Linked DNA regions of Homo sapiens: region 1 is linked to region 2. Evidence: read pairs that join two places in POLR2A ChIA-PET (ENCODE). Cell type or tissue: PC-9. All regions are shown on one strand. Links, peaks and the distances in the headings refer to the core of each region. The heading gives the core; the rest is flanking DNA.

Evidence for each region. ChIA-PET counts read pairs that join two places held together with the same protein. Peaks named below come from ENCODE experiments on the same cell type or tissue, not always from the same donor. Only the 100,000 strongest peaks of a DNase experiment are listed, where the experiment ranks them.
Region 1: POLR2A ChIA-PET joins it to region 2 with 34 read pairs; 3 of 35 experiments call an interaction of 5 or more read pairs at or near these places.

What each region holds. Positions count from the first base shown.
Region 1 is chr1:222,879,761-222,896,573 of GRCh38, reverse strand. All of the region lies in intron 1 of DISP1 (dispatched RND transporter family member 1), which reads right to left. Among named protein-coding and RNA genes, the nearest start is that of DISP1, 73 kb to the right of the region's middle. In PC-9, for the core only: no CTCF peak of the experiment used is centred there; a DNase peak (open chromatin) is centred at 6,923; H3K27ac peaks cover 1,006 bases.
Region 2 is chr1:222,790,278-222,807,090 of GRCh38, reverse strand. No RefSeq gene overlaps it. Among named protein-coding and RNA genes, the nearest start is that of DISP1, 16 kb to the left of the region's middle. RefSeq lists an enhancer at 1,769-1,938. In PC-9, for the core only: no CTCF peak of the experiment used is centred there; a DNase peak (open chromatin) is centred at 8,720.

The sequences.
Region 1 (16,813 bases), core at 3,821-11,820, 90 kb before region 2:
GCTGAAGTGCAATGGTGCGATCTCAGCTCACTGCAACCTCCACCTCCTGGGTTCAAGCAATTCTCCTGCCTCAGCCTCCGGAGTAGCTGGGATTACAGGCGCCCACCAGCACACCCAGCTAATTTTTGTATTTTTAGTACAGACGGGGCTTCAACATCTTGCTCATGCTGGTCTCAAACTCCTGACCTCAGGTGATCTACCTGCTTTGGCCTCCCAAAGTGCTGGGATTACAGGCATGAGCCACCGCGCCCAGCCTCTTTTTTTTTGAGACAGGATTGTGCTCTGTCACCCAGGCTGGAGTGCAGTGGCAGGATCATGGCTCACTGCAGCCTTGACTTCCCAGGCTCAAGAAATCCTCCCATTTCGGCCTACCGGTAGCTGGGACCACAGGCATGCATCACCATGCTCAGCTAATTTTTTTCATTTGTAGAGACGGTGTCTCCCTATGTTGCCCAGGTTGGTCTCGAATTCCTGGATGTAAAGCTATCCTCCCACCTGGACCTCCCAAACTGCTGGGATTACAGGCATGAGCCACTGCACCTTGTAGCCTCGCTTTTTCATTTTTTAAATGGTATCTTTTGAAGAGCAGAAATTTGTAATTACGATAAAGTCCAATTTATCAACACTTTAAAAAATCTTATGAATAGGCTTTTTAAAAAATCTTGAGAAATCTTTGTGCCTTTCCTAAGGTCACAAAGATTCTCTATGTTTTCTTCTAAAAGTTTCATAGCCTTAGGTTTACAGCATTTAGGTCTATAATCTACTTTTAGAAAATTTTTATATTTGCTGTGGGATAGAGATCAAGTTTTCCCTCTCCACCTGCAAGAGATCCAGTTAACCCATCATATGTGGAAAAGACTGATCCTTCTCCATTGAATTACCTTGGCACCTTTGCTGAAAAATCAGCCGGCCATGTATGTGTGAGTCTTTCAGGACTCTTTATTCTGTTCCATTGATCTGTTTATCAATCATGTTATTTTAAAGAGATAAAATGTACATTAATTATTCTGTTTGTTATAAACAGTCAGAACTGGGCAACTACTGATGTATTCCCAGCATTCCCTCACAAAGGAAAAGAAAATCACAGATTGCGAAAAATGATGAGATAAATGGCAGAAGTTTGTATTTCATCATTTTTTTAAAAAATCAGTTATTCTTAAAACAATAAATATAAGCCAAATTAACAGTAAAATGTGTTGAATTTATTTTCTAAGTTGACTGGTATTCGGTTAACTACTTGGAAAGAGTACAGTGGCAAAAAAGCACCAAGGTCTACAAAAGGTTCCTAATGAGCCTTTCAGAATTTCCCTGATAACTTCAGCTGAGCATTCAACTGGACAGTATCTCCTTAGGCTCATCCCTGGTCAGCTGTTCCAAACCATAACAACCTACCTCTGGTATCTCAGCCCTGCCCTTTGCCCATCACAATTAAGAAATGTGAGTGTACTCCTTTGGAAAGAAAACTGAGACTATTCTCTAGATTTTCAAATGCATCTGTATTTCTACCCATCCTGAAATCCTTCCCCCAAAATAAGGAAAGAAGAAAGGGTGTCCCTACTCAGATGCTTATTTTTCTACCTGTGGGTCCTTAATCCCAGCCTTTGGGTCAAATCAATCTCTTAGGTGGTGTTTCTAAATCTTTAGGAAATAAATTGGAATCTACAAGAATTCTCAATCTCGTAGGTTATTCTGTATTTTTCAAATATTTATTTATGTGTTTTAAAATAATAATGATGGCACCCGCAGCCCGTCTGGAGCAGCCGCTGCAGCGTCGCCGGCTGTAGCAGGGGAGGCACAGCCGGGTTCGTGGTGCCTGTTCCAGGGAGCCAGCGGGAGCGGGAACAGGTGGGAGCCCCACCCATTTCCGAATTGGCAAAGCAGGAGCCCCATGCTCCCAGGCGCAGCTACAGCCACCCAGCCATGGCTGCGGACCCAGGCATCTCTGCACTCTTGGGGGCCCGAGAAGCCCCCTGCCCCCACAGGCTTGGAAGTGACTGCTCCTGCTGCCTGGCCTCCCCCTGCTCCCTGCTCCCAGCACTCGCTCTGATTTGGGAGCAAAGTTGAAGCCGAGTCCAGGCGCTGTCGCAACCCGGGCGGGTGTGTGCACAGTTGAGGCAGTGCTAACACTCCAGCCCCCTGCTGCCTCAGTCCCCTCTGGACTTTGGGTGCCTACAAGTATGGGAGGGAGCCCGAGGGGGCACTGAGGGTGGCTCAGCATTGGCCTGCAGGTGCCTCTCTGCAGGAACAGCCTGGGCGCGATGGACTAAAGTGACTTACGGTGTCAGGAGGCAGACTGGCTCCTGGGTGGAAAGGGGTAGGTCCCTGGTGAAGCCCCACCTTCAAGCCAGGGACGGCCTGAAGCCTGGGGACCGGGCTGTCAGTTCTAGGTGAAGTCTGCACCGGGAGTGAGAACTTAGGGAGCTTTTTCTGGGCCCAACCATGGATCAACCAGTACACACTTCCTGCCTTATGAGACCCATAACCACCCACCCAGTCAGATTCACACAGACATGGGGACTACCGGCTGGGAGAAGGAACTACCCACTTCACGTCTCCTCAACTTGTAGGGATGACCTGCCTGCGGGAGGGAGCTACCCACTTCGGGTCTCCTGAGAACTGTTCTGCCACTCAATGAAGCTCCTCTCCACCTTGCTCACACTCCAGTTGTCCATGTACCTCATTATTCCTGGACACGGGACAAGAACTTAGGACCTGCTGAATGGCAGGGCTGAAAGAGCTGTAACACAAACAGGGCTGAAACACGCCCCCACTCCATTAGCCACGTTGTGGGCAACAAGAAGGAGAGAAGGGAGCCCACATCTAGGAGCTCCCGGAGCCAGGGTTGTGACACTCTCTTTGGGGCTCTGCAGTTCCTGGCATCTCCAAGCTTCCAGGCACCACCACATTCCCCTCATCCAGACATGGGTGCCCGCAGTGGAAGCTGCATGCAGTACATCTGGTCAAGCCGCAGCCTTCCATGGAGTCAGTGCCGGCGCCTGGGGCTGCCCGCCCTGCCACAGCAGCTGATGTGCCTAGCTGTCTGTGCACAGCAGCCAGACCTCACACTCACTCGCCCACACAGCCCTCACCGCTCCATGCCTGGCTTGCCTTTGGCAGGTGTGGGATCCGGGCCGGTAGCATGAGCCAAGCACAGCCTGCCAGGTCGAGTGGGCGGAATGAGGCCAGCAGGCACAAGCAGTGCTCAGGAAGAAGGCTCCGCCAGCTACAGAGGTTTCCAGTTGGCGAAGTAACATCCCAAGGATCCCATGACAATAATGAGTGACAGTAATTATTATATACAGTGAATAATTTTTCCATGATAGGGTTATTATCCATTTAATAGAAAACCACTAAAGTTTTAGTAGTTTTCTTAACACAAAAGATTTAATAATAAAGGCATGGTTTATAATTATCAACCAATATATTGTGGTATTGTGATAAGATCGATATTTTCGTAACATAAAAATGATCTATACCTGATATAGACATCTAATAATAGAAAACATCAAGTGAAGTAAACATTAACACATGTCAAATAGAAATTATTTAAAAATTTACAGATGATATCACAAATATTTGATATTTAAAAGCCACCAATTTTTAATAAAAATTTAAAACACATAAAACATTAATTGCCTTGAGACTTGACTTTTATTTCATGACAAACATTCCAGACATAGAAAACTTTCTTTCATGTTGCATAGATGTTGGTGTGATCACCAAGCTGGACATTCAAACACATTTTGCTTCATTTAAGCTCATTTTCTTCTTTAACAATAAAAATATTTTGTATGCTTGCACTGATTTCGGTTTTGCCATTAAAGTGAATATTGCTTTGCTAATCCAGATTACAGATGTTTCTGATTTCACATCAAAGTGTTCCATAGCCACACTGTGATCATCTCTTGCATTTATTCTGTCAAAAGTATTTACAAATAATCGTAGCCTGTAGCAGATACCAAACACTGGAAGCCCTCAGCAAACATTATTAGGTATAGTATTCAAGTAACGTAACATTCAGATCTCCTAGCAACATTAATAGCATTACAAAGAATCACATGTCCAAATGACCAATTTAAGATTTTGCTGTCAAAACTTATTATTTCTCGGGACACCACTCACTGGAATCATATACAAAATATACTATGTGAATAAGCTTATTCATACTTACGTTATTTGCAAGAATGATTCACCATTAGCAGTAGTCAGGGCTAGGAATACACACTAGTACACGGCAAAGCCACAATAAGACGTGAAGCTTTCTGTCCTGTGTTCCTCTCCAGCTTCCCAGAAATAGCCATCTTAACCTTTGACTCTCTGTGTCATGTTTCCTGCTGTTGCTGCAGACTTGATGTCCATGAATTTAATCAGTAACCTCTGCCTTGACTGCTAAACGTGAAGGAAAATTACAATACCCTGCCTGTTTTCCTGATTTCCCCACCAAATTTTTCAGCATTTGGGAATCTAGAAAAACATAAAATTCCTGAGAAATGCCAGGAAGCAAATCCTAAATGGGAACACTTCTCTTACGTATCTTTATGTAAGGTATCACTCCCTCCTCTCCTCTCCTCTCCCCACCCCCATTAATTTTCTTGCTCTTGGTTTTCAGTCATACAAGATCTTCCTAAGCTCTCTACCATCTTCTAAAACTTGTATGTGCTTCCCTGTATCACCTTCCCTTCATTGCCAATTCTTAAGATAGTTGTTTATATTTACTCCTTCTTCTTCTCCATTGGCCTTTTACTCCTCAACACACACACACCCAAATCCTGGCTTCCACTTTCACTATTCTATAACCTGTTGTACTCACTAATCACCTCAAACTGGCAAATGAGATCAGATCTCTCTCCAGGTCTCATCCTACTTTACCTTCATGTAGCATTTGATGCCATCAACCAATCCCTCCTTCTCAAAACTCTCTTCTAGCTTGGTTTCCCAAGCAGTAATCCATCTACTTTTTCTTACTGCATATTGTTTTTCCTGCTTTTTTGTTTTTTTTGTTGGCTTTTTATTCTGGCCCCCTCTTTAAATATGGATGTTTTTTAAGGTTCTAGGTCTCAGCCCTCTCATCTAAAAGCATTCTTCCTGAGTAATTTTAGCCTACTTTTGACCTATAATATAGTTTACTTCCAAATCCTTATTTCCAGCTTCAATCTTTCCCTTGATCTATAGAAAGAAATTTCTATCTTTCTACTGGATATCTCTACCTGAAAATGGTGAAAATACTTTCATCACAGCTATAGGTAGGAAATTATCTTTGATTATTCCTTCCTTCACAGCATGTTCAGCTGGTCATTAGGTCCCCTCTATCTATTCTACCTTCAAAATGTCTCCGGAATTGTCACTTCACTCTTCCTCTCAGTTTCTATGCTTCAGCTACACTTCATTTCTTAAATGAGCCATGCTTCTCCAACACAATACCTTCACACATGCTGTTCTCTCTTCCTGAAAAGTCATCCCCCCTCCTCTCTTCATCTAGCTAACTCCTGGTATTACGGGTTGGATTATGTCCCCCTCAAATTCATATATTGAAGTCTTAACCCTCAGTACCTCAGAATGTGACCTTATTTGGAAATAAAAGCTGTTGTAGATGTAATTCGTTAAAATGAGTTCATACTGGAGTAGGGTGGGTCCCTACTCCAGTATGACTGATGTCCTTATAAAAAGAGGAAATCTGGACACAGACAAGCACATGGGGAGAACACAATGTGAATGTGAAGGCAGATCAGGCTATTGTGTCTACAAACCAAGTAACACCAAAGATTTCCAACAAACCACCAGAAGATAAGAGAGAGGCATGGAACAGATTCTCCCTCATAGCCCTCAGAAGGAACCAACCCAGCCTACATATTGGTCTTGGACTTCTAGCCTCCAGAACTGAGAGACAATACATTTCTGCTGTTTAAACCACCCAGTTTGTCATACTTGTTATGGCAGCCCTAGAAAACTAACACCTAGTTGTAGCTCAGATTTAAGCTCAAATGTTACTTCTTCCAGAAGTCTTCCCCGATTCCCCCAAAATGAACTATCCCTTATCTCCCTCATTTATCAGCTCTCATAAACACTCATTGCTTTTCCTTTACAGCATTTATCATATTTATCTATGTGATTAATTATACTAAAATTATCTCCTCTACTAGTCTGTAAAGTAGATCAGCTCAGGTACTTCATTAGTTCTCCCTGTATTACTCACTTTGAAGTACTGATCCCTATCTGAAATGATCTTAATCATTTATTTAAGCACTTACCACATTTATTACTTATTTCTCCCTCCACAAAGCACAACCCTAAATTATAGAACAGTGTCTGGCACATAGTTGGTGTTCAACAATTATCTACCAAATGAACTAATGCATAAACTCCAATAGAAGAACCCATAAATGTTTTGCTCACTAATGATTATATATCCAGTTCTTAACATATAGAAAGCTGGTCATATAGAAAGCAATAAATAATTATACATGTTGAATAAATGAGCCTACTTAATAAGTATTTCACTATAAGGAAGCTTATCACTTTAAAAAATCACTTGTAAATATTAACAGTTTGGAGATGATAACCTTTCATATGCTAAAGTAAATCTTTTTTAGTTACATTAATTTACTTCTACTTTCCAGTTGATATTTAATATTTAGAAACATATGCCAATAAAACAGCTTGAAAGGCACAGCTCTAAGCTATGACTGGTTTCAAAATGATTTAAATTCATAGAATAAAAATACAGAACTTCACTACTTCCTTGGTTAAGGTTTCTGCTCTGAAACAACAAAATGGAAAAGTACAAGTGTAAAAGAAGTTTTCAAGATAATGAAATCAGAAATTGTCTTCATTTTATATTACTGCAGTAATGCTGACAACAGTAAGTAATTTTTAAAAGATATTTTTACCCATTATCCCATGTCTCTTAACCTAACAGGCATTTCCTGTTTCTGTGTTTTGTGTAGTCTTTGCCCCAAGGCATATATAGTTCATGTAGTTATAATAAAACGTGGCTCTGTGAAAAAAAAAAAAAATAGTTGCATGGGGAAAATGATAAACCAACCCAATGAAAAATTTACATTTGGAAGAAAAATTGTATCACAAAAGCCAGAAGATATTATCCCAAGTGCTACTGTTTGCATTCTCTCATCTTTAATCAGAAAATCTCTTGAAAGAGTTCCCTTTAAACAGGAGGCTTAAGGAACTGAGGAAAAGCATTTCCTGGAAGAAAACAGAATCACCCATCCTCAATCAGTTCAGCAGACAAGGTATACAAGGTAACTAGATACCAAGCAAAACCCTGGCTTTCAAAGGATTAAACATCAATTTATTTAATACTAGCCTACTTAGATTTTGAGGGTTTTTTCTTCTCCTGTTCTTAACATAAAACTTCTTGACCTCAGAAGAATCCCAATACCTTTTCCCAAAATATGCCATATAGTGTAATAAAAAATATAAAATATACTCCACCCAAATTATAAAGTGTGTTTTTAAAGAGTTGGAATCTTAGGGGAAAAAAACATTTATCTTAAATGTCTCAAAGTAACATTCCCAACACACAAAAAACTGATAAATGTTTGAGATGATGGATATTCCAAGTAATCAGATTGATCACTATACATTATATGTATAGAAACATCACTATGTACTCCATGGATATGTACAATTATTATTTGCCCATTTAAAAAATTTTTTGAAGAAAGAGAAAAAAGTAAGCAACTGAATAAACTAAGAAATCTCTTCACAGCCTTTCAAATAGAAACACACACACACACACACAACTGACAAAGCCAGTTACTCAAGATAAAGTTGTCACTAAAATAACAAAAAGAAACCTTGCATTTTAATTGTTCTATAAAAGGTAATATTGTTGATGTTTAAGACGATTTGGTTACTCTCTCAGTATGTGGGAGAAAATAAAAATTTTCTAAATACTTTCTGGCTTGCTTTTTATCTTCAATGTACAACAGAATACATTCTGATAAACGCACTACATAACTCAAAATTTAATACAGCTTCTCCCATTACTTTGGGCATTCTAATTTCACAATTTTTATGCTACCCCACCCTCGGCATTCCTTTGCTCCATAAAAAAATTTACTTAAAGTAAAACTTTTTACCCTTTTTACCCAATAAAAATACCAAAGAAAATTGTACTTTAAAAAAACTTTTCCTTAAGATTGGCTTCTTCAGCTTGAAATTTTTAACTTTTTAAAAGATGGTTTGTTCAATGTATATAATGTGTGTAGAGATTTGCTCTGTCTCATTCACATGCATGCAGTAAGTAGCCAGCCTATATTTCATATGTGATACTCATTATGATTGGCTAGTAAATCTAAATTTAAAAATTACTAGCGAGACTTTCTTTCCATTACACACTGATCACTTAGAAGTGAGCTCAGGAAACTCAAGTAGGACTATGTTGTGATATTTCAGGTAATTTTATAAAGCTAAACCATCTCCTAGAAATGTTCTTAAATGAAACAACTAGTATGAAATGCAACCTGCTCCTAACAGTCAGGCAGATCAATTTTGAAAATCCACCCAAAATTGTGAACTGAAACTTCTACAGTCAACATTTCAGGGATCTGAAGCCAAGAACCCAAAAGGGTCCCAACCTGAACCCAGATTTAATATCAGTGACTGAAATAATGAAATTATAATGGTTCAGCAGTGCCACTTCTCTGCTATTGTGACCTCTATACCTTGTTCCAATTGGTCAAATTAGGACAAAAGATCTGTTTCCATTCTCAAAGACATCAACATTTTGAACATAAAAATATTAAAAACAAAAACAGGCCGGGCGCGGTGGCTCACGCCTGTAATCCCAGCACTTTGGGAGGCCGAGGCGGGTGGATCATGAGGTCAGGAGATCGAGACCATCCTGGCTAACAAGGTGAAACCCCGTCTCTACTAAAAATACAAAAAATTAGCCGGGCGCGGTGGCGGGCGCCTGTAGTCCCAGCTACTCGGGAGGCTGAGGCAGGAGAATGGCGTGAACCCAGGAAGCGGAGCTTGCAGTGAGCCGAGATTGCGCCACTGCAGTCCGCAGTCCGGCCTGGGCAACAGAGCGAGACTCCGTCTCAAAAAAAAAAAAAAAAAAAAAAACAAAAACAATGTGACATTTATAAATTACCTAATTCAGGAAACTATTATGTTTAAAACTAACATAAATATTTTGAACTATGAATTTAAGAGTAATGAAGAAGAAAATACGAGTTTCTTTATCTCAACTGCCTGAAAAATGCCCAGATATTCTGGCTACAATCAGAACAGCCAATCAGAAGGATGACATACAGGCAGGAAAATAAGGGCTTGTACTTCAGGTATTCAAACAAGTATTTTAAAAATGTGCCTGCCTTAACAAGCAACATTTTAAAGTGTAAGAGGGTAATACACACCAGCTTTCAGTTTCCAATTTCCCATTAATCTGACATCAAGAAAGAAACCTGATAACTTGGTATCTCTGAAACTGAACCTTCAGCTTCTGTGATTATTTTTCCCCCATTCGAAATCCTTTTTAGCTGGTTTTAAAAAATGTCTCAATCACAAACTTTGTGTTTATGTAAAGTTGTGCATTTATCTATAAACAAACCCTCCCCAGAAATGACTGCAGTTAAACATGCCAGTGCCCAAAAAATTCTGAGAGATGCATGACATCAAACTAGGAATTCCCATAAGGAATCATTTTGAGCAACTAATCCTCTGCCTCTAGGTAAACTAGATTAATTCCAAATGATCTCTCTCAAAACTCTTATGTAAATATGATGTTTCAAATCACTTACAGCTACTTTCAACTCTTTTTTGGCAAAGGATTTTTGTTTCTAGGCTTCCTAGGTCAACTCATTGGCCCTATGTAAGTAAAGATTGCCTTGAATCACTCTTCTTCAAAGGAAACACAACATAAATGGTCTCTCAAAACAGTTCTGACATCAAAGTACGATCTGGCTTCCTATACCTTCAGAATTGACAGGGTTAATCTATGCAAGTTAAGGAACTTCAAAGAGCTGGCACCTAGCCAGCCACATTTGTGCTCAGTTGTCTTCTTCTATACCAAGTTAATCCTCCTTAAGGAAGAAATGTAGGTATTATTACCAGGGAGATCTAAACTTTATCTTCATAGAGTCAGTGGAGCTTTATCTGAAAATAAGTTTGGCTGGCTTTTGCAATGTGATTTTTAAGCACATAGTAGATGCTCAATAAACATTTCATGACTACATGAACGTCTGAACCCGACAGCATATGAAACTAGTGCAAACTAACAGGTGTGGTAGCTGCTCCTATCATTGGTATTATTGCCTAATAAACCTCAAAGCGTTGCTTCTGTTGCTGTCTCTACCATTCTGTCAACACTCACTGTTCAGATTTTCTATAGCCTACCTCTCTTTGCCATCAGCATCAGAAAAATGTAGAAGTATAAAAGGAATTTGTGTATGAGCTCCATTATCTGAGTTGGAAACGTGTCGCTGAAAGGTCTTTTCCCTCATCCCCTTGTCTCCCCATGATAGACATGGAGGAACTCTGAATGCTACATTATATACATAGTTTAAGCCTATACATCTCCTTCCAAGTTGCCCTATGAAGTAGTTTTCAAACTTATTCACATGGCAAAGCACCAGAAAATCGTGATGCTTTTATATTTAATTCTATCATACAAATTAGGAATAATCTCAGTAGGAGAAAATACTAGTCCGTGTGTATGTGTGTCTGTGTGTGTGTGTGTGTATCCCCATGATAGACATGGAGGAACTCTGAATGCTACATTATATACATGTTAGTACATATACGTATATTTCCTCACTCTGCCCACTCAAAGGACCCAGAAGCAATGACACCAAGGAGCAGGAAGCACATCTAGCACTCAGACTTGGTTTCTAAATGCCATTCTTCAATAAAAGAAACCAGGAGCCCGGGCAACATAGCAAGACCCTGCCTCTAATAAAAATTAGGAAATTAGCTAAGTATTGTGGTAAGCAGCTGTAGTGCATACCACAACACTTGGGGAGGCTGAGGCAGGAGGATCACTTGAGCCCAGGAGAAAGAGGCTGCAATCAGCTGTGATTGCACCACTGCACCCTAGCCTGGGTGACAGAGCGAGATCTTGTCTCAAAAAAAAAAAAAAAAAGAAAAGAAATCAGGGCTCCTTGGAGCTCTAGGGTGGGTGCTGGGAAAATATAAGATGAGCCTGGAATATCTTGTGGTACTTCAAAGTATGGAAGTGCTCAAAAACATGTGGAACGGACACAAAAACCAATTCAAAGGAACTCCAAATGGCCAAAGATGGAACAATTTAAGCAAAAATATAAATTAATAACAGTATTGGATTATAAGCCATGGAATAAAATAAATATTCATGAGGCCATACTTACATAAACAAATGAGGAAGAAGAAATGGATCTTCCTTACAGTAGCTTTCCAATTACTGAATGTAGAAGAAATGTAGAAATTTAAAAGCCATCATTAGACAGGCCAGGTGCGGTGGCTCACCCCTGTAATCCCAGCACTTTGGGAGGCCGAGGCGGGCGGATCACGAGGTCAGGAGATGGCTAACATGGTGAAACCCCGTCTCTACTAAACACACAAAAACAAAATTAGCCGGGCGTAGTGGCGGGCGCCTGTAGTCCTAGCTACTCGGGGGGCTGAGGCAGGAGAATGGCGTGAACCCAGGAGGCGGAGGTTGCAGTGAGCCAAGATCGCGCCACTGCACTCCAGCGTGGGCACACAGCGAGACTCCGTCTCACCAAATAAATAAATAATAAAAAGTCATCATTAGACACATACCATAGTAATAATTGTAGGCAAGAACCATCAGTGGATGCTAAAATCAGTGAGCAAAAGATACTCATTAATCATGAAGGGAAAAATAGTAACTTTACAGAGTAAAAACTGGGCAGACACCTTAACCAAGTGATCAAAGTTAACATCACCAATAAGGCATACGGACACCATATACCCCTGATATGATGCATTAAGACTTATACAGCATCCCTTCTGTAGGATGCATAGCCAAAAATGCATAGCCTCCATCTAAATATGAGAAAACATAAGCTATACCCAAATTGAGGAACATTTTTAAAAAGAAACCTTAAAAATGCTCTTTAAAATTGCCAGGGTCATGAAAGATAAAGACAGACTGGAGAACTATCACACATTAACAGATTGGAAGAGACTACGGAGACACAACAATTTAGTACAGTGTGGGATCCAGGATTGGATCTGGGCCAGAGAAAGGATATAAGTGAAAAAACTGGCAAAATTGAAATTAATAGAAGTATTATAATAATATTAGTTTCCTTGTTTCAATAATTGTGCTATGGTTATATAAGATATTAACATGAAGAAAAGCTGGGAACCCAGGAACTCTATGAAAGTTTTCTGAAAGTTTAAAATTATTTCAAAATAAAAAGTTAAAAAAAAAAATCCCTGGGCCAGGTGAAGGGATAAGAATTTCAAGGGAGAGAGCCAAAGTGATTCAAATTCAGTTATCTGGCAGGAGTTTGGGAAGTTTATTCAGCAGCAGTGGTTAAAGAGGAGAATAACAGATCCAAACAGTAATTATCTACTGAGAGTCAATTATAGGACAGGCACTCTATTAGGCTACCAAGATGAATAAGAAAAGATGGGTCCTGGTCTTCAAAGAGCTGTAAGTTCAGTAGCTTTCCTTACAATCAGAGCCCCTCTCACCTTATAAAATATAAATGGAATGCCTTCTATTTTTGTACAGGTGTATTTTGCATTTTGTCTACTTGTAAGCAAACACAGTATACTGTCAGTTTTCCTTGTTTTAAGTATAGAATTGTAACACTACACAGCGTACACTTCCAGAGCCTAGTATATATTTTAACAGACCTTTTTGCAAGCACACTTACCACCATATGTGTATAACTAACAATATGCTTATGCCTGTGCACCTCTCTCTTAAAACTCTTGAACAGCTTGTCTCTAAACAATGTATAATCTTTATTTATTTATTTATTTTGAGACAGAGTCTCGCTCTGTCGCCAGGCTAGAGTGCAGTGGCACGATCTTGGCTCACTGCAACCTTTGCCTCACGGGTTCAAGGAATTCTCCTGCCTCAGCCTCCCAAGTAGCTGGGATTACAGGCATGTGCCACCACGCCCAACAATTTTTGTATTTTTAGTAGCGACGCGGTTTTACCATGTTGGCCAGGCTGGTCTCAAACTCCTGACCTCGTGATCAGACTGCCTCGGCCTCCCAAAGTGCTGGGATTACAGATGTGAGCCACCGTGCCCAGCCATCTTTATTTTGAAAAATGTGGACATTGAAAAAAATGTTTCCATAAAAACTTTGTATATATGTACATTGTTGGTGGTGGTGGCGGTACTGTTACTGCTTCTAAATTTTTTTTTAGGATTAATTTTTATGCTTGGAATTAATGTGTTAAAGCGTATGAACACTTTTATGATACTTAAATTGTATTACCAAATTGCCCTCTAAATCCTACACCCAGACAAATCTGAGCCTTAATATGTTTAAAAACAAAAAATGTTAGTTAAAAACACATGAAATTATTTTCCTACCTTATTTGAACTGGCATTTCTTTTATGACTAGTACTATCTCATAAGTTTCTTCACTATATGGAGATTATATATATTCTAAAGGTTGATCTAATCATAATTTACATGTAACAGATCTCAAGATTCTCTCCGAAAATTTTCTTTTGCAAAAATTTCTTTTTTAGCTTCTCTAATACTTTTTAATATTTTTTCAGTGTATATTAATTTCTAAGCATTTATACAAATACACTCTGCAGATATTTAATATAATCTTAATTGTCATCAACATTTATTTCCAGTAAGTTTAGCCTGTCATAGAAGATAAAGAATTTATATAACTCCATCATTAAATGCTTTCTTTGTTCTGTCAAATTCCATACAAAACCAAGTCAGAAAAATGGGAAATGACCTAAAAGTAAAACATATAATAAAGGAAAATTTAAAACTGGAACAAAGGAAACATACAGAGAATATTTTTCTCCATTTATTCATAAAGTTACAAAGAGAAAAATGTCCCTTTAAATTAACCTGCAAATTTGTAATATTTCTAGACAAAAATACTTTTAAATCTAACGCAGAGAAGAGAAGAACCCACCAAACTTTAATTTCCTTCTCCTTCTGCCATTGTATTAGAATTCCTCTAAATATTTGCCATTCCCAGGTTACTAAAATAGAATGAGAAACCACTCCTTTGTAGTGCAGATGACTGGAATAACCCTCTAGTAGTGAAGAAAAATTCTCACACCTTCAAGAAGGAATTAATTTGAGAGGCTGAACGATAAAAAATGAGATAAAATCATTGAAAAATAAAATGATTGTTCTTTGTAGTGTAAATTATTTTATTCTTGATTATCTCACAACATGAATACATATGGTAAACACTCCATAATGAAATAAATTAAGAAAATCTAGGACATCTCCATGTCCATTTCATATTGAAATCAGGTAATTATGTTCATGGCATATTGCTTTAAAGCTTTGTCAAAGTTCCAATTCTATAGAAAAGAAAATATCTGCTATTTTTCTAAATTTTAATTGTTAAAAGTCCATACCCCTCTCCACCTCAAAATTTCCCTTTTGTTGGTCCAGTCTTCTTAACTGCCTTTTTTAAATGTTTCGATTCAATGCAATGGTATTAAGTTATGTGTACATGTCAAATACACAAACACACACAGACATATACATAAATATATATGAAGGTACTTAACAATTGTTTTGGCCCATTCTTTTTAGTATAAGAATATCTTTATGTCCTTTCCAAATTTAGAATTAAAGATTGTCAAGGCAATATTTTTCCTTTAAACCAGAACTAAAGGCAAAAATGACCCGTAAAAATCTACAAGCAACTGAAACAACTGAAAATATTATGTTGCTAATTTTACAATCTCAAACTCTACCTGATGCCAGTAGGCCCTTGCCAACGAATCCATTATAAAGCTGCAAGCATGGCTCTTACCTCACAATGTAAAGAGAACTGAAGGAGGAAAAAACAAAAACACCCCATCTGAACATCTTGTTATTAATACTTCCTTAAAATCCATTAATGTCAGCAACTAAAGCGCTACTTTACCAACAACTCTAGGCCAGCGGCGGTGGCTCATGTCTGTAATCCCAGCACTTTGGGAGGCCGAAGCGGGTGGATCACCTGAAGACGGGGGTTTTCAGACCAGCCTGACCAACATGGAGAAACTCCGTCTCTACTAAAAATACAAAATTAGCCAGGCGTGGTGGCGCATGCCTGTAATCCCAGTTATTCAGGAGGCTGAGGCAGAAGAATCGCTTGAACCTGGGAGGCGGAGGTTGCGGTGAGCCGAGATGGCGCCATTGCTTTCCAGCCTGGGCAACAAGAGCAAAACTGTGTCTCAAAAAAAATAAAAAATAAAAAAAAATTCTAAAAGATATTGACAAGTTCTGCTTTAGAGATATATAGTAGGCCTGTCAAGGTCAAACAAATTAAAAATTAATTTTCCTATATATAACACTTTTCTAAAACTCTTCCAGACCTTTGTTTTTCTAGAGACAGGGTCTTGTTCTGTTGCTCAGCCTGTAGTACAATGGTGCAATCACAGCTCACTGCAGCCATGAACCCCTGAGCTCAGGTGAGCCTCCTGCCTCAGCCACCAGAGTAGCTAGGACCAGAGGTGCACACCACCACACCCAGCTAATATTTATATTTTTTATAGAGACAAGGTTTTGCCATGTTGCCCAGGCTGGTCTTGAACTCCTAGCCTCAAGTAATCCTCCTGCCTCAGCCTCCCAAAGCACTAGGATTACAGGCATGACTCACCATGTCTGGCCCAGACATTTTATTTTAAGATGACTAACCACCAAGTTACGTGTAGTCTTCTCTCGCCACACAGGAAATCAACTCTTTCCACCAGAACCATCTTTATTCTTAGGTGATTCATTCAAAAAGGAAAATGTTGCCCACTCTTTGAAAGACCTAAATTTTTACCTGTGATAAACAGCTTTCCATGAATAGAAATCTGCTGCAAAGGCCTGTGCAGGCTGCATTCCCTAGCATTGAAAGGTCATTGTAGAAGGGATTTTATTTTATTTTTATGTCATTATTTTATTTTTTGAGAGGTGGTCTCAATGTGTCATCCAGGCTGGAGTTTAGAGGTGTGATCACAGCTCTATAAGTGATTTTATATAACATTCACGTACTTTCTGATTACAAAAGTAGTACATGCAAACTGAAGAAAAATTAGACCACATAGAAAAGCACGAACAATGAAATAACAATCACCCATGATCTCAATGCCCAAAATACCCTCTTAACATCTTGATGTATATATTTCCAATCTTTTTTATATGCCCATGTCTATTTCTCTTTTTAAAATATAACTGAGATTGTACATCCTGCTTTTTCTCCACTAATATCATAACAATCACTTTCTCAAGTTAATTTAACCTCCATAAGTGTAAATTGTAATGGGTACAGATATCTCATAATTTATGTAAACATTCCCCCTACGATTAAACATTTTGATTGCTTCTGATTTTTGTTATTATAAAAAGGTATTTCAGTCATGGATTATCATGAATGGTAATACCTTTGATGCAAGACTTTTTTTTTTGCATACTTGTTATTTCCTCAAGAGTCGTCAAAGTGGAGTTTTCAAACATAAAGTTTTTTCTTTAATGTTATGCTCCTCTATATTCCACAGGCAATGTATGAATGCTCATTTCAACAAATTTTCAACAATATAGTGTTAAAATGTATTTTGTTAATCTTAACAGTATTTTATTTTAAACTTACATTTCTTTGATTAGTAGAGAAATTAAATTCTTTTTAATGTAGTAATGTATGTCT
Region 2 (16,813 bases), core at 4,623-12,622:
CCTGTAGTCCTAGCTACTCGGGAGGCTGAGGCAGGAGAATGGTGTGAACCCAGGAGTTGGAGCTTGCAGTGAGCCGAGATCGCGCCACTGCACTCCAGCCTGGACGACAGAGCAAGACTCCATCTCAAAAAAAAAAACAAAAGTGACATTGGAGCAGAGGCTTGAAGAAAGTGAAAAAAAAGTGACTGGGCACGGTGGCTCATGCCTGTAATCCCAGCACTTTGGGAGGCCGAGGTGAGCAGATCACTTGAGGTCAAGAGTTTGAGACCAGCCTCACCAGCATGGTGAAACCCAGTCTCTACTAAAAATACAAACATTTGCCAGGTGTGGTGGTGCGCACCTGTAATCTCAGCTACTCGGGAGGCTGAGGCAGGAGAATCGCTTGAACCTGGGAGGCGGAGGTTGCAGTGAGCCAAGATTGCACCACTGCACTCCAACCTAGGTGACAGAGCAAGACTCCATCTCCAAAGAAAGGAAAGGAAGAAAGGAAGAAAGAAAGGCAAGGAAGAAAGAAAGAAAGAAGGAAGGAAGGAAGGAAGGAAAAAAAAAGCATGTCTGAGGAAAAGTATTCCATGCAGAAAGAATAACCAGAGACCAGGCGTGGTGGCTCACGCTTGTAATCCCAGCACTTTGGGAGGCCGAGGTGGGTGGATCACCTGAGGTCAGGAGTTCGAGACCAGCCTGGCCAACATGGTGAAACCCTGTCTCTACTAAAAACACAAAACATTAGCGGGGTGTGGTGACTTGCACACCTGTAATCCCAGCTACTCAGGAAGCTGAGGCATGAGAATCCCTTGAACCCGGGAGGTGGAGGTTGCAGTTAGCTGAGATTGCACCATTGCACTCCAGCCTGGGTACAGAGCTAGATTCAGTGAGAAGTGAAGGGAAGGGGCAGGATGGGAAGGGAGGGGAGGGGAGGAGATGGGATTGGAGGGGAGGGGAGGGAACAAGGAAGGAACAGGGCAAAGACCCTGAAGCAAGAACACACAAATCAAATTCTGGATATCCAGTTCTCTAGAATGCAACATGTTCAAACATGTTTCAGTTCCAGCTTAGGCCTAGACTGAACCTCCTGCTAGAAAGCTTGAGCTGCTTGCATCTCTGTCTGCACAAGTCAGTCCAATGGACATTTCTTCTTTGCCAGTTGCTGTCCAGTAGACTTTGCCAATAGGGGGCAAAAGAAGGATACTGAAAGCAGACAGAGAAGGGACATTCTCTTTCCTGTCTGCTTCCTTTTTCCTATTGGCATCACCTGGAATGGCCCTTCTCCTTGGGAATGGCTATCAGGACCAGTTTCCAGCTTTTACCCTACTTCCAAAACCAACTTCATCAGGTCCCCAAGAGTACCTGCTACTGAAAGGTGGCCCCTCCTCAGAGTCCCAGGCACCACTTCTGCAGCCCCTGCTCTTCCCTTTGTTCCTCCAGCCCTAGAGATGTGAGCTGCTTCCTGCAGCTTCTGTCTCTCTATGACCTCAGTGACCCCTCTTGCCTTTTCAGTTGTCCATCACTCACTTAGCCAATTCCCAATACTGAATTCACTGTGTTATGATAACTAATGTGGTTTCTTTTTATTGATATGGGGAGCTAGGAGGTAAACTTCCTGAAGCCACAAACAATGTTTTATTTGTCTCCGACTCCAAGCAATTAGCATGAAACCTAGCATATAATAGAGATCAATAAAGATTTGTTGAATAAATAGTGAACAAATGTCATATCTGCTCACTGGCAAAGTAAATTCAGACAAATTCCTGGACACTTAACACCCAACCCCAACTTTCCCATTAAGTATTCAGAAAATTGCCTTGGCTTGCCTTGTCAGGGCCTTAATGTGAACAGCAACCTCCACCCCTCATTCCCATCAACCACACAGAGGCAGTCTGTGCCAGTCAGGAGGGAACACACGGAGAATGCAGGCAGGAACAACCACGTCCTTAGGCAGACCACCATTAGTCTGTGGAGATTTTAAAAGAAGAAGAGAGTGTTTGGGTTCAAATGATTTACTCAAGTCATTTGAGATTGGCCCACTGCCCACCCAAACTCTGGCAAACATGAGCCACTTTCTGACAGGGATTCATAGCAAGACACTGAGTGGCTTATTTTCGTTTGGTCAGAAAATATAAAAGAACATCTCTCTGGGAATACCTGTGCATGAAGGAAATACCATGCCACATTTTAAATGCTAGATTATATTTCTACTAGGAAATTTAGTTGTAATAAAAATGAAGTAAATGATACTTGAAAGTAGAGCAGAGTTGCATAGGGGCTTGCATGAATGAGCATGCAATAAATATTTGCCAAGTTCTTCTATTGCCACTCTTTATCAAAGTTCTGATTTATGATGAAATCATTCGAGAGAACTCAGAATGCTTTGCATCCCACAGCAAGCATATAAGAGATAAAATTTTGACACAGTATGTTTTTTGATGTACTTTTCCATCCTGGCAGCTGTCTCAATATAAACTCTTCTGTTTGAATTATTATAACAGCCTCCAGACTGGACTTCTTGCCACTAGCTGTGAGCCACACTCCACATTGCTATCAGTTATTTTTCTAAAACTCCCTTACTTAGTTCAAATCCCAGTTTTGTCCACTACTATCTGTGTGGTCTTAAGTAACTTACCTAACCTCTCTGTGCCTCAGTTTCATCATCTTAAAATGGGGATGATAATAGTTCTTACCTCATAGGGTTGGTACAAAGTCTAAGTTAATGTATCTAAAATACTTAGGACAATGCCCACCACATTGAAACTGCAATATAAGTGATAGCTATTATTATTACAGTTGGAAGCACTAGTTGGCTTCATGTTGCTTATGGGATAAAATCCAATTCCTTAACAGATATGGGTTTTCCTACTCAGAACCACCAGTTATCTTTCCAGACTCATCCTGTATCTTTTCCCTCGCTACCTCTCCCCCAAATTACCTATCTTCTCATCCCTTCTGACAAAATCTAGTTTTCTCTTTAGAGCTTCCATGAAACAGACCTCCAACCACCCTGTCTTTCCAGTCTCTTCTTACTGAGTTTCTTTGCATGTGTTTTGCTTTGTACCTGGAATGTCTTCCTTCTGCCTCTTCAACTGTTATACTCCTACTCAACCTTCAGGACCATCACAAATGTGACCCTATGAATCCTCCCAATGGCCTCCAAGAGGAGGTAATGAGTCTTGTCCTCTGGCCTCATCCACGGCTTCATATCTCTGCAGTGTTAATGACCATATTATATGCTATATTTACGCATTTACATAGCTGTCTCTTCCCACAGTAATTTACATTCCTGGAGGGCAGGAAGTATACCCCAAAAGATGACTGTGCTTTCCAGTGATTGACATAGTTTGTGTCTGATAAATGACAAAGAGATAAACAAATCAACACATGAATCAACGGGGGGAAAAAAAGCCATTCAAAACAGGCAGAATTGTCCATTTTTTGAGATCTCCAAACAGAAGTGAATGACGATCTTCCACCATTGCTTTAATGAGAAGTGGGTGAGTGTGGGCCAGATGACCTAACTTCTGACTCTAAGATTCCAAGAGAATCTGCAATAAAGTTTGTGTATGTGTGTTAGTGTATTTTGCTTAATATAAATGAAGTCAAATTGGACTCTAATGTTATTATTTTATTTTACACCATTGAATTTTTAAACTAAGAAGGTATATTTAAATACACACACACACACACACACACACACACACACACCATATGTAATATACCAAAAATTGGTTCTCTGGCCCATGAATGGTACAAAAGTTCACAGAAGAAAGTTCACAGAAGTTCACTCACCTTTACTTGTATTATATGTAAAGGGTCATTCTCCAACTTGGACAATTTGAAAAATGCAAATTTAATCTGTTTCTATTCCAAAACAAAGTCAAATACAGAGAAAGAAGAATGATAAAACGGTAGGTAAAGAAAGGTAGGTGCTATAAGGAGAGAGTTAAGGAACTGCCAGTGGGACTAGAAAAAAAAAAAAAGATAGTTGATAGTAAGGTGAACAGAGAGGGGTCTTAGATGACTCAGGAAAGCTAACTGTCCAAACAGTTCCAAATCTAAAATTAATGTGTTTATTTAAATAATATATGAAATGGAAAATGTCAAGCCGCAAAACCACTAACAGTTTTTCCTTGACAAATATGCAGCATACGTAGCTAGAAAAATACCTCTTTTCATTGGAGAAGTTTCTCCCTATTGCAGGCTCGGGTACTTTACATGCCAGTGTAACATGAATCACTTCATAGAAGCAGAGGTGAAAGAATAAGCCTGAAAATAAAATCACTTCTAGTTACCTTAACAAAACAAATGTATGTTTAAAATATTAAAATCATTCAGTCTTGATGTGAAATGTAATTTTTAAATAAGAAAAATAATTGTTTTCGCCAAATCAACATGAAACACTTAAAATAGTCCATTACCCAACCAACTCGCTTTTCACCTTCCTCTTCCTGTGTATTCCTAGTCTAAAGAGAAAGATAACTTTCTTGCTTTTTTTTTAAGGTCCCAAAGAGATTTCAGTTTACAAAGGTAGATAACATTCTTTCTACACCTTCTAAGCATCAGTTTATCTTAAAAGCTGGACTTCCCTCAAACACTCCCAGAATGCCAGCATTCACATGTTCTTCAAAACATCAAAGCCATTTACCATGGACTTTTTGAATAGTTCATTGCTAGCTGCCCAAATAAGTGTGTTATGGTTGATAATAACCTTTTCTTGACAGCTAACACATATGACAATAAAATATACAGTTTTAAACAATAAAAGTCTTTAAACCAAAGTGTCCAAATAAAAAGTGTAATATTACCCAAAACTTTAGACCAGTAATTTTTCTACAATTTTTAAGGGGAAGAAAAGTTTGCCTTACATTTCATGTGGCATCTAGCCAGCAGATCTAATTGTAGGTTGGGAAGGGTGTAACTCGTAAGTGAAATGGGAGTCGGCCACCTTTGGCTAAATCTCATTATAATCTCAGGTATCCTATCCTATTATCCATGTAAGTATACTTATACTTGTCAGTTTTATTTCAAAAATATGATCCCTGAACTTTTGACATGTAAGCCAGTAATGATTTTAAATACTGCTGGGACAGGAACGCTGAAAAAGGTCGGATTCTTAGCAAAATTATGGAACATAATCATCAGCCCTCTCATATTTCCTCTGTGTTCCCACCCCTTGTTATGGTATTAACTAAAATTTGAGGTGGAAGCTGAAGAGGTCTTAAGCATTGATCCTCCCAGGAGTGTTCTTTTATTTCCTTGGAAAATATTCATTTAAAAAAAAGGCCTTCAAGAATTAATGAAATGAAGCATTAATAGTGGATTGACATATGGAACAGGAGGGCCTCAGTTTACCAGCACAGTGCTATGGTCCCAGGCCCTTCCACTCTTCCTCCCGGGAGGTGTGAAGCTCTGCAGAACTGCTGTCCCTCTGCCCATGTGCCCTTCCCCTTGTGTCCTCCTCTCCCTTCCCACCTCCTCCATGTCCCTGCAACTAACTGCTCCAGTGTCACCATACATCCTGAATTCCTACCTAAGAGTGAATGAATAAAAACAGATGTGCTACTTTGGAGAAGAATGACCTCTGGCCAAATCATAAACTAACTGAAAAGACCTGAAAGGAACAACCTAAATGATGAGCCCTTTATCTGGTCCTCAATTAAGGTCTAAGCACATGAATTCAGCCAGTCTACTCCCTCCTCCTCATCAAACTCCTTCGTGTTTGCTGAAGTAGTTACCCACCTACGGTTCACGTCAGACATCTTTCCTCTGTCCATTAGGGCTTGGCTGGAGAGTCTTTTGACCTGAATGATTTGTGTGAGCCTGCCTCAAAAAAATCAATTCTGGCAAATGAACTCAGAGTATTTACAATAAATAAACCCTATCATTCCGGGATGGATGACTTTCTGTTCTTGGACAGCTATTTTCTAGTTTGATGCTTCAGAACCACTGCCTGTGCCATTCACTCCACCCACCCCTCCTGCTGTCTTGTACCAGCATTAGACTTTGCTCTTGGGCTCCTTGTTTTTTTTTCTGGTTCTCACCCAGAGTCAGTCCTTCTTGCCCTTATTTCTTTAATGAGAATGATTTCCCTTCTGAAAATATGATCCAAAATATACACCGATTCTCCCAGGAAAAAGTACGTGCTCACACACACAATTTTACATACAATTTCAGTATGCTCATGGATGATCCTGTTAGGTCCATGATCCCTTATCTTGGGAAACTTTGACAAATTACATAGGCAAAGTTAACCCAATCTATTAGAGAAAAAGTATACCCTGCATTTATACATGCATATAGTTCATAGCTAAGTTCATTAGGGAACAAAGTTTGTGGGACTCTTCTTTTTTTTTTTTTTTTTTGAGACAGGGTCTCATTTTGTGGCCCAGGCTGGAGTGCAGTGGTACAATCTCAGCTCACTGCAATCTCCACCTCCCAGGTTCAAGCGATTCTCATGCTTCAGCCTCCTGAGTAGATGGATTACAGGTGCCCGCCACCACATCTGGCTAGTTTTTGTATTTTCAGTAGAGACAGGGTTTTGCCTTGTTGGCCAGGCTGGTCTCGAACTCCTGACCTCAAGTGATCCACCTGCCTTGGCCTCCCAAAATGCTGGGATTACAGGCATGAATCATCGCGCCCAGCCTGTGGGACTCTTCTTGAGAAAACCACACTATGAGAACTAACCCAAAGTCTGCTCACCTTAGGATACTTTGAAGATGTATAGAGTCAAAGATTCAGGCTTCACTTACTGTAGCTAGAGGAATGCCAACTAGTCTACAATTTTTGCTTAAGGCTCCATTTTTCTATTACCCAAAACATAATTTGAATTATCATTTCATTTGAAAAATGTCATGAATAGTTCATATTTCCTTTTCCATGCCTTTACCTTTCCTACATCATTTTTTTTAGAGGTGAGGAAAAAGGAAACATGATCAGGATAAGAAAATCCAATAGCATTTGTTAAATACCTGCGGTGTCACCATTCATGAGTTTCAGAGAGCAATTATATGACAACTCAGGTTGCTGAAGTATAATCGAGTTAAGATCATTCTCATGTAGAACAAATCCTGAGATGTGAAGAACTTAATGGTGTCATTATAATTACTGAGGATTATAATTAATTTTGGATTATGAGTGTCCATGAACTTGAAAATGACAGTTTAAGTGCAGTTTGGCTCTTTATGGAGACATTTTTACATTTATAGATTGAAATATAAGGAATATAGTGTTTTTTAAAGTACTTTCAAAGCCTTCTTCATAAAATCTATTATAAATCCCCAAACCACTAGTTAAGTTACTTTGAATCTACAAATTCCTGAGTAAAAGGAGAGTAGATGGAAAAGGAGAGAAATAAACAGAAATGTTGCAATTTTTGAAAAGTGGTATTTCTGTTATTCAACATTTTTGAGCATGCATACATTCTTACTACAGAACATTAAAAAGAGCATTAACAGCATGTTTGCAGGCTCAACATGTAGCCAGACAGAGTACAATGGAAACTACCACTGTGGGACATGACTCTGGAACCAGAGGAGGGATGAATTCCTGTCCCTCACATCTGCCTCATTGTAGCATCTAAGGCAGGATGAATGGGCTGTTGTCTTAGGGAATGAGGGACCAAGGACCCAGGGGCTGCTCCAGATCCGGTATTAAAGGAGGGCGGTCCTGGTTAAGAACAGGGCTAAGGAACATCTCCTGGAGCTGTTTCCAAAGCGAGCCTATGGTTTTCTCTTAAATTATAAAAAGTACTGCCCATAGAGTGCACTTATTTGGGATAGCTTGAGGAAGGGTGATGGAAGCTATCATGTGTGGGGGTGTCCTTAAAGTCCCACTCTGGAGCTTCTATTACACCTGCTTTCCTGTTTCTCCCACCCTCCCCATGCTGTTCTCAGAAATACCTTGCTAGCCACTGTTCGCTGGATCTCTCGCCTGAGCCACACCCTTCTCTGCTTCCTGCCCTTCAGTCAGCCTCATTTTACTGCTAGCATCACCTCTGCCTGCAGGTGCTGATGGAGGTGACCAGTCTTCTGGGTGAAGTTAGCTTACTGGAGCTTTCATCACCGTGTCATCAGGGCAGCTTAAGATTCTTCATTAAGACCACTTAATGTTGCCGGGTGTGGTGGCTCACACCTGTAATCCCTGCACTTTGGGAGGCTGAGGCGGGCAGATCACCTGAGGTCAGGAGTTCAAGATGAGCCTGGCCAACATGGCAAAACCTCATCTCTACTAAAAATACAAAAATTAGCTGGGCATGTTGGCGTGCACCTGTAGTCGGGAGGCTGAGGCAGGAGAATTGGTTAAACCTGGGAGGCAGAGGTTGCAGTGAGTTGAGGTTGCACCACTGCACTCCAGCCTGGGTGACAGAGTGAGACTCTGTCAAAAAAAAAAGACCACTTAATAAGTGCAATTATTTCAGAGGGGTTTCAGTGACCAACCCTCATGGTGACAAAAGTGGCTCACACTTATTGATTAGCTTCAATTAGTCTATTCATTCAAGGGCTTTGCATGAATCTACTCATTTAATCCTCACAATAACTAGACATTAATTTTGCTCATTCTCAAGCTTTGTAATAAAGAAAGAGTATGTATTCTTTTGAGTAGCTTCATTCATTCCACATTACTTTCTTTCATTTCTGTATAGCATTCCACTGAGCAAATGAGAACAGGATTTCCTAGCTTAGGTTTATATGAAGACTATTGTGTTAACAGCTCAACAGAGCAAGACAGGTTTTTTTTCTGTTTAATTCCAGCATGACTCATGTTTGAGTTACTAAAGTTCTTTAGACTTTTTTTTTTTTTTTTTTGAGACATGGTCTCACTCTGTTGCCCAGGCTGGAGGGTGACAGCAAACTCCTCCCCCCAGGCTCAGAAGATCCTCCCCCCTCAGCCTCTGAAGTAGCTGGGACTACAGGCACATGCCACCACAACCAGCTAGTTTTTGCATTTTTAGTAGAGACAGAGTTTCACCATGTTTGCCAGGCTGGGCTCGAACTCCTGAGCTCAAGCAATCCTCCCACCTTGGCCTCCCAAAGTGTTGGAATTACAGGCATAAGCCACTGCACCCAGTCAGGAATATTTTCATTACACTTTAAAAATTAAGATTTAACTGAAAGAAAAAAAGAGGAAAGCATTTAGGGTTAAGAGTACTTGTTTGTATTGAGAGTTAGTGGGGGAATTCTGAAGCTGTTCTGTGAGCCCCCTGAAGTTTTCAGGTGAATGCTAGATCTTAATAAAATTTAGCAAAGGGTATAGAAGAAAGGGCTTCAGAAGCTGAGGCCATAACTTAGGGGACAGGAAGAAAAGAAGGAGTTAAACTTTTAGGTCATTGTTCTCATTCTCTAGAAGTTAAATTTCCAATAACTCTTCAATCCCAAATGTTTTCATACCCACAGAGAAGTGTGCTAGAGATAAACTCTGAATGTGTTTGTTTAACCCAAACTTCTAGATTTGGATAAACTGACACTTGAAGACATAGAAACTTGGATGGTCAGTTTCTTTTAGTTACCCCTTTTAAGTCCATAATTTGTAAGAGAATGGAAAATAACCCCATCATTTCTTTTTTAGAAAAGAACAAAGAATATATTCTCCTTAAAATGTCAACAAAAGTGTATAATTCTCTTTATTCTTGCAGGAGTTTCCCCTTGTTCAAATTAAATAAATATTTATTGAGCATCTACTGTGTGCAAATCCCAGTAATAGGTACTTTCAGTACATATAAATGAGTGACAGACATTTCCTTCTATTGAGGCACTTAAGATTGGGAGAATAGGTGAGTTAAAAATACAAAGAATATCGACAGACACAGTGGCTCATGCCTGTAATCCTAGCACTTTGGGAGACTGAGGTGGGCAGATCACCTGAGGTTGGGAGTTCAAGACCAGCCTGACCAACATGGTGAAACACCATCTCTACTAAAAATACAAAATTAGCCAGGCATGGTGGCATATGCCTATAATCTTGGGAGGCTGAGACAGGAGAATTGCTTGAACCCGGGTGGCGGAGGTTGCAGTGAGCCAAGATAACACCATTGCACTCCAGCCTGGGCAACAAGAGCGAAACTCCATCTCAAAAAACAAACAAACAAAAAAACAAACAAAAAAAACCAAAGAATCAAAATTAAAGCTGCAGAAAATGAGGACTATCAGAAAGGCATGCACACACAAAAAAAGTGGTAAGGGAACCAAGAGAAAAGACTGATAAAATCAAATTTAGAACAGAGGAAAGATTTTATAGAGAACTCGGTAATGGCATTGGCTTTAAAAGACGGGCCGATTTTCATAGTAGAGAGAAGATAGGGAGCTGCATTTGCCCAGTGAAGAAAACAGTAAGGGCAAAGCTATGGAGACTGGCATATTAGGAAAACAATGAATAATACAACACATAATAATGCATAATAATAATACAAAAGAGAGATATGTGGACCCCTCCCTCCTGTGGTCCCAGTGTTCTGCCCAACACCATTTCTCCAAAAATTTATTGCATTTACTTATTGTCTTTGTTTGCTAGGGCTACCATAACAAAATACCTACAGGCTGGGTGGCTTAAACAACAGAATTTGTTTTCTGATAGTTTTGGAAATCCAAAATCAAGACTGTGTTATGGGATCTTTGGGGTGCCATTTTTCTGGCTGGAAATCTCTGTAGCCGGTGGTACCTTTGCCCAAGTTTTGCTCGGGCCTGCTGGGCTCTTTTCTCCTACTTGGCTAGGCAGGATGAACTTGTCTCACACTACTGACCTGGGTCCCATGCTTGTCAAGGATGAGTCAGGCGTGGAATGGTGAGGGGTGTGTGAATGAATCTGTGGTCCGGCCACTGCGCCCAGACAGACATGCTGGCTGCTGCAGTGGGGTGGGCAGCACCAGGTGCTGGCATGGGTGCTGGCTCTCTGAGAAGCTGCAGCTGAACCAGACGCAACACAAGTAGCTCATCATGGCTGGCACTGGGGAATATGGTGGCACCTGGAAGCTTGGAGATCCCAGGAACTGCAGGGCTTTAAAGAGGGAGTCACAGCCCTGGCTCAGGGAGCTCCAAGGTCTGGGATCCCCGAAGGGCCACAGCTCATCTCTCCTTTTCTTTGCCTGCAACATGGCAAGCAAGGGGCATGTTTCAGCTCTGTTTGCATTATAGCTCTTTTAGCCCCGCCATTCAATGGGTCCTGAGTTCTTGTCCTGTGACGAGGAAGAATGAGGTATGCAGACAAGTGGAGAGTGGGTAAGATGAAGCGGAGCTTTATTGAGTGATAGAACAGCTCGGTCTCCCACAGAAGGCAGCGCCTTTCTGTAGCTATGGTGTCCCATTGGCGAGTGTTCAGCTCCTGGCAGAGAGGAGACCCTGTTGTAGGAAGCTCCTCTCTGCAGACAAGTTATACCATTTTCTCTGCAGCTCTCAGCAGAGAGGAGTCCCTGAAGTGGGTAGCTCCTCTCTGCAGCTGTTCATCCCAATGTCTACTCAGCTCTGGATGAACCCAGGACTTTTATGGGCCTCAGAGGGGAGGAAGTGTGTGCCGATTGGTCCACAGGTGGCCATGGGTGGGCCGGGAAAAGGCACCAGGAGTTCCTACTCTGGTTCATGGGACTAGCAGTCCAGCCCACAGTCTTCAGGCCCTCCCTAGCCTGAATGTGGGGCCTCACCAGGGACCTGCCCACTTCTGCCCAGGAACCTGTCTGCCTTCAGCTGCCATCCATGGTATCCAGGCTGTAGTTGCCAAGGGGCACCTGCAGGCCAGTGCAGAGCTGCCCTTAGCCACCCTTGGCTTCCTTCCTATGCTTGTTGGTGCCCAAAGTCCAGAAGTGGCTGAGATGGCAAGAAGCTGGCATGTCAGCACTGCCCCAAGAGTGTGCACACTTGGCTGGGCTCCAACAGTGCCTGGGCTCAGCCTGACTTTGCTTCAAGATAGAAGCAGGTGCCTACAGCAGAGAGAAGCCAGGCAGTGGGAGCAGGCACTTCCAAGCCTGTGAGGGTAGGAGGAGGCCTTCCAGGGCCCCTAAGAGTGTAGAGATGCCTGGGTCTGCAGCCACAGTTTGGGCGGCTACAGCTGTGGGGGTGGAGGAGGGGCAGGAGGGGAGGTGGCTCCTGCCTGCTCCATGGAGCAGGAGGCCTGGATCTGCAGCCCTGGTTTGGGCAGCTGAAGCTGTGCATCAGAGGTTGGAGCTCCCACCTGCTCCCGGGCCCCAAGAGCACAGGGATGTCTGGGTCCGCAGCTGTGGCTTGGGCGGCTGCAGTGGCATCCAAGGAGCTCCTGCCCCAACTCAGAATGGGTGGGGCTCCCACTTCTCCCCAGTTCCTGCTGGCTTCATGGAGTGTGCAGCCCTGGCTGCGCCTCCCTGCTGCAGCTGGCATGATGGCAGCGGTTGCTACAAATGGCCTGCCACTGCCATCAACTGGAAGTCCAAGATCAAAGTGTTGGCAGGTTTGGTTTCTCCTGAGGTCTCTTTCCAGACTTGCAGATGGCTGTCTTCTTTCTCTCTGTGTCCTTACGTCACCTCTCCTCTGTATGTGTGCATCCCTGGTGTATCTCTCTCCTTTTACAAGAGCACCAGTCCTACTGGATTGGTGTCCTACCCTCATGACCTCATTTAACCCCTTTACCTCTTTAAAGGCCCTATCTCCTAATACATTCTAAGGTACTGGCGGGTAGGGTATCAACATATGAATTGGGGATGGGCACAATTCAATCCATAACACTTATTTAGTAATCTTCTGCTTATCATGAGGGAAGGGATCTGGTCTTGTTCATATCTCTACTCCATGTGCCTTAGTCCAATGCATGGTACATAAACATTTCTTAACCCACTTTTTGTTGATTTAGAGGTAGAGTGAAGACTATGGAGGTTGAAGTCAGGTGATGGAGAGATTTAGATGCTAAGAATAGGAGTTTAAATGCTTAGAATAAAGAAAGGGGCTGGGGGTTGTATGGTGAGAAGTACTATTCAAGAGAATTACTCTGTCAGCAATGTAGAGGATTTGTTGGAGGTAAGAGGAAAAGGAAGCAGGAAATTCTATCACTGTGGCCCAGGCCAGGGGCACTGAAGACCTGTTCCAAAGCTTGGATGTGACAATTGATTAGGAATGGAAGCAAAGGAGAGGAAGCAGTTCAAAAAAAAAAAAAAAAAGTTTGGGTTTTTAAACTTTATTTATTTTTAATTGACAAAAATAATTATGTGCATTTATGAGGTACAACATGATGTTTTGATCCATGCACACATTGTAGAAAGGTTAAATCCAGCTAATTAACATATCTAACATATCTATCACTTCATCAATTTATCTTTTTTCTTGTGAGATGTTAAAAATCTATTATTTTAACAGTTTTGAAATACACAATACATTATTATAGATCATTGAAACGTATTCCTTCAGTCTAAACTGAAACCTTGAACCCTTTGATCAACATTCCTTCGCTTCTCCCACCCTTCTCCCCCTCACCAGCCGATGGTAACCACAACCATCTTTCTGCTCACTGTTTCTATGAAATTTACTTTTTTAGATTCCACATATAAGGGAGATCACCCAGTATTTGACTTTCTGTGCCTGGCTTATTTCACTTAGCATAACTGAGATTTTTGAGCTTGATGACTTAAGAGAACAAGTCATGTTTCCATTCAAGTCAAAAGGTGGTGCTCAGGATGAATATGATGAGTTTGAGAAGCAGTTCAGCTACATGGATGCTACCTGAGAGATTTTCAATGTGGGAAACGAAAAGACAAGTTTAGTTCCTATTGCAAAAAAAGTTGAAAATGTGGGTCGGTTGTCCAAGAAAGAGCCGTAAGAGTAAGCTGCATGGTGGTCAAAACTTTGGCTGTTTTATTCACTCTTGTATACTCAGCTCCTAGTCAATGTCTGGCACATATATAATGTTCAATAAATATTTGTTGAATAGATGAAATAGGGATTGAGGAGTGATCTGCATTGCAGGCACTGCAGTGAGAGAGATGGTTGTTAAAATCGAAGGCATGAAAGAGGAAAAAGAGGGGAAGCAAGGAATAAGGCCAATTACTCCTACTTGACTTCAAATTATTTCTCTGCAAATTATGTGAAACACAACAGATAATTCTTATCAAAATCAAATAGAGAAAAATCAATCTCAGTACCTCTGCAAAAAAATACAGGCATTTGGGGGTGGGCAGGGTGTTGATAATGTGTTATCAAATAGCAACACCTAGTGATCAGTTCCGAAAACAACATGGGGATTTTTCAATGAGTTTTTTAGTGAAGTTTTTCATAGAACTCAGACATGCAGAAAAGGAAACTTATCGAAATTGACCAGTTTTGCAGGTGGTAGTAACAATGATAACTAATATTTGTATGACACTTAATAACTTATAAAATGCTCTCTTATACTTTATCTCATTTGATAACAGATGAATATTGTGGTAGAATAAAGGTGAGGTTGATGTAGAGAAGATGGTTGGGGTCTGGGCTACTTGTTATGATTGAATCCAGCACAGTGGCAGGCAGCCAAAGAGGAAGGTTTGATTTCTGAACAGGTTTTACTCCAACAATTTACCATAGAGTGTACGCAGGTCCTCCATCTCTGCCTTTCATTGCAGAAATGGTGGGTTATAAGCAGTGGTAGGCAAGAAAAGGGGGATTTAAAGAAGCATCTCTAAGGAGAGCCATGCAGCTACACACACACACACACACACACACACACACACACACACACGAATACGAACACATACGCATATATATGTGCACACGCACGCACGCGCACACACACACACCCTTTCTCCCTCTACCCACAGGTGAAAACTTAATCCAATTTGTCAGACCCTCTTGTTGATTTCCATTTGAACCTCATCAACCTTTTTAAATTTTCCTACTCTCAGTCCCTGAATCCTGAACTGCAGAGGCTGACTGCTCTGGGACTTGAATGCCAGTTCCAACACTTCCTTACTGCCTGACCTTGAACAAATCACTTAATCTTCTGTGTCTCAGTTTCACCACCTATAAAATGGGAGTAATAACAGAACCTACCTCCTAGGTTTGTTACGAGGTTTAAATGTGTTTGTATCTCAAGCACTTAAAAATTCCTATCTTATAATAAATATTAGCAATTACTTTTCTATCATCATATTCTAACTATTTATTTACATTTGATGCCTTTTTCCCTAAACTTCAGTTTCCTTGAGTATAGAATACTTTTTCCTTTTTTTTTAGAGATGAGGTCTCCCTATGTTGGCCAGGCTGGCCTCTAACTCCTGAGCTCAAATGATCCTCCTGCCTTGGCCTCCCAAAGTGCTAGGATTACAGGCATGAGCCACCATGCCCAGCCTCTTGAGTATAGAATATCGTTCATCTCTGAAACCCTAACACTTAGGTATGGCACATAGTAGGACTAGGTAAGCAGTTAGCTTCAGAGATTTCAGAGGAATAGCAGGATGTCTGAAGAGTTTCCTGGAATATGGTGCTATTTAAAGCAGGTCATATTAGGGGACCCAGGCAGGCTGTCCAGTCTAGAATTCTTAGCTGTCCTTAACTTGTGAATGGGCAGTCTTGGGTAGGCTAAAAAGGCACAGCAACAGAAATTGGAAGGGGATCCACGTACAAGAACTAAGGATAACATGGGCAAGATGACTCAGGATTCAGGAACAGGACAGAAACTTTGATAACAGAATTGGAGCAAATCCAAGGCTGGACTCTCACTGCATCTTTCCTGGATAGATTTAATAGTCTCGTAAGTCTCCCTTTTTCAATTATTTCTCACACTGCCACCAGAGTCAGCATTCTAACACTCTGATTATGCCATTTCCTTGTTCATAAATTAAATGTTCAGTGGCCCACTGTGTCAGCCATTGTCTCATTTTCAAACTCCTCTTCTATACTCAGTTTGGTGCTGCTGGGATCAGGACTTTGCAAACCACTTTTCTGTTTGCCAGCTGGCTCCAAGCTAGACTCTGCCAAGAGAGGTTGGTAGAGGGAGACTGCGAGGCTGGAGAAGAAAGAAGGAATTTTTTTCTGCTTCCTGTCAGTCTCACCCTAGTAATTCTTCTTCACCAGGCAGCAGCAATTAGTTTAGTCCCAGTACCAGCACTTGGTTCCAGTTGGCAGTTTTTCCAACACTTATAGGGGTAGCCTGATCATCGTGCCTCCTTCAAGACACCAGTAGCAGCCAGTCCATCCCCACCATATCCAGAGGTCCAGGTCTCAGCCCCACAGGGCCTTTCCTCTGAGCTCAGAGACACTAACACTCCAAGGTCTGAGCTTTAGCTCTGCAAAGTTCTTCTTCCAAACTTATAAGTGTTTTCGCTTTGTTTAAATATTGGTAAACATGTAACATGAAACTTACCACCTTCACCATTTTTAGTGTGCAGTTCAGTGGTGTTAAGTACACCCACATTATTGTGCAGCCAATACCCAGAACTCATTTCATCTTGCAAAACTGAAACTCTATACCCATCAAGTAATGACTCCCCATTTCCTCTTCCCCCCCATATTAATCCATTTTTGCACTGCTGTAAAGAACTGCTTGAGACTGGGTAATTTATAAAGAAAAGAGGTTTAATTTACCTACAGTTCTGCATGGCGGAGGAGGCTTCAGGAAACTTACAATCGTGGTGGAGGAGGAAGGAGGCACGTCTTACATGGCAGCAGGCGAGAAAAGAGCAGGGGAAACTGCCACTTATAAAACCATCAGATCTTGTGATAACTCACTCACTATCACAAGAACAGCATGGGGGAGACTGCCTTCATAATCCAATCACCTCCCACCAGGTCCCTCCTCCACACGTGGGGATTACAGTTAGAAATGAGATTTGGGTGGGGACACAGAGCCAAACCATATCACTCCCACAGGCCCCTGGCAACCACCATTTCTGTTTTCT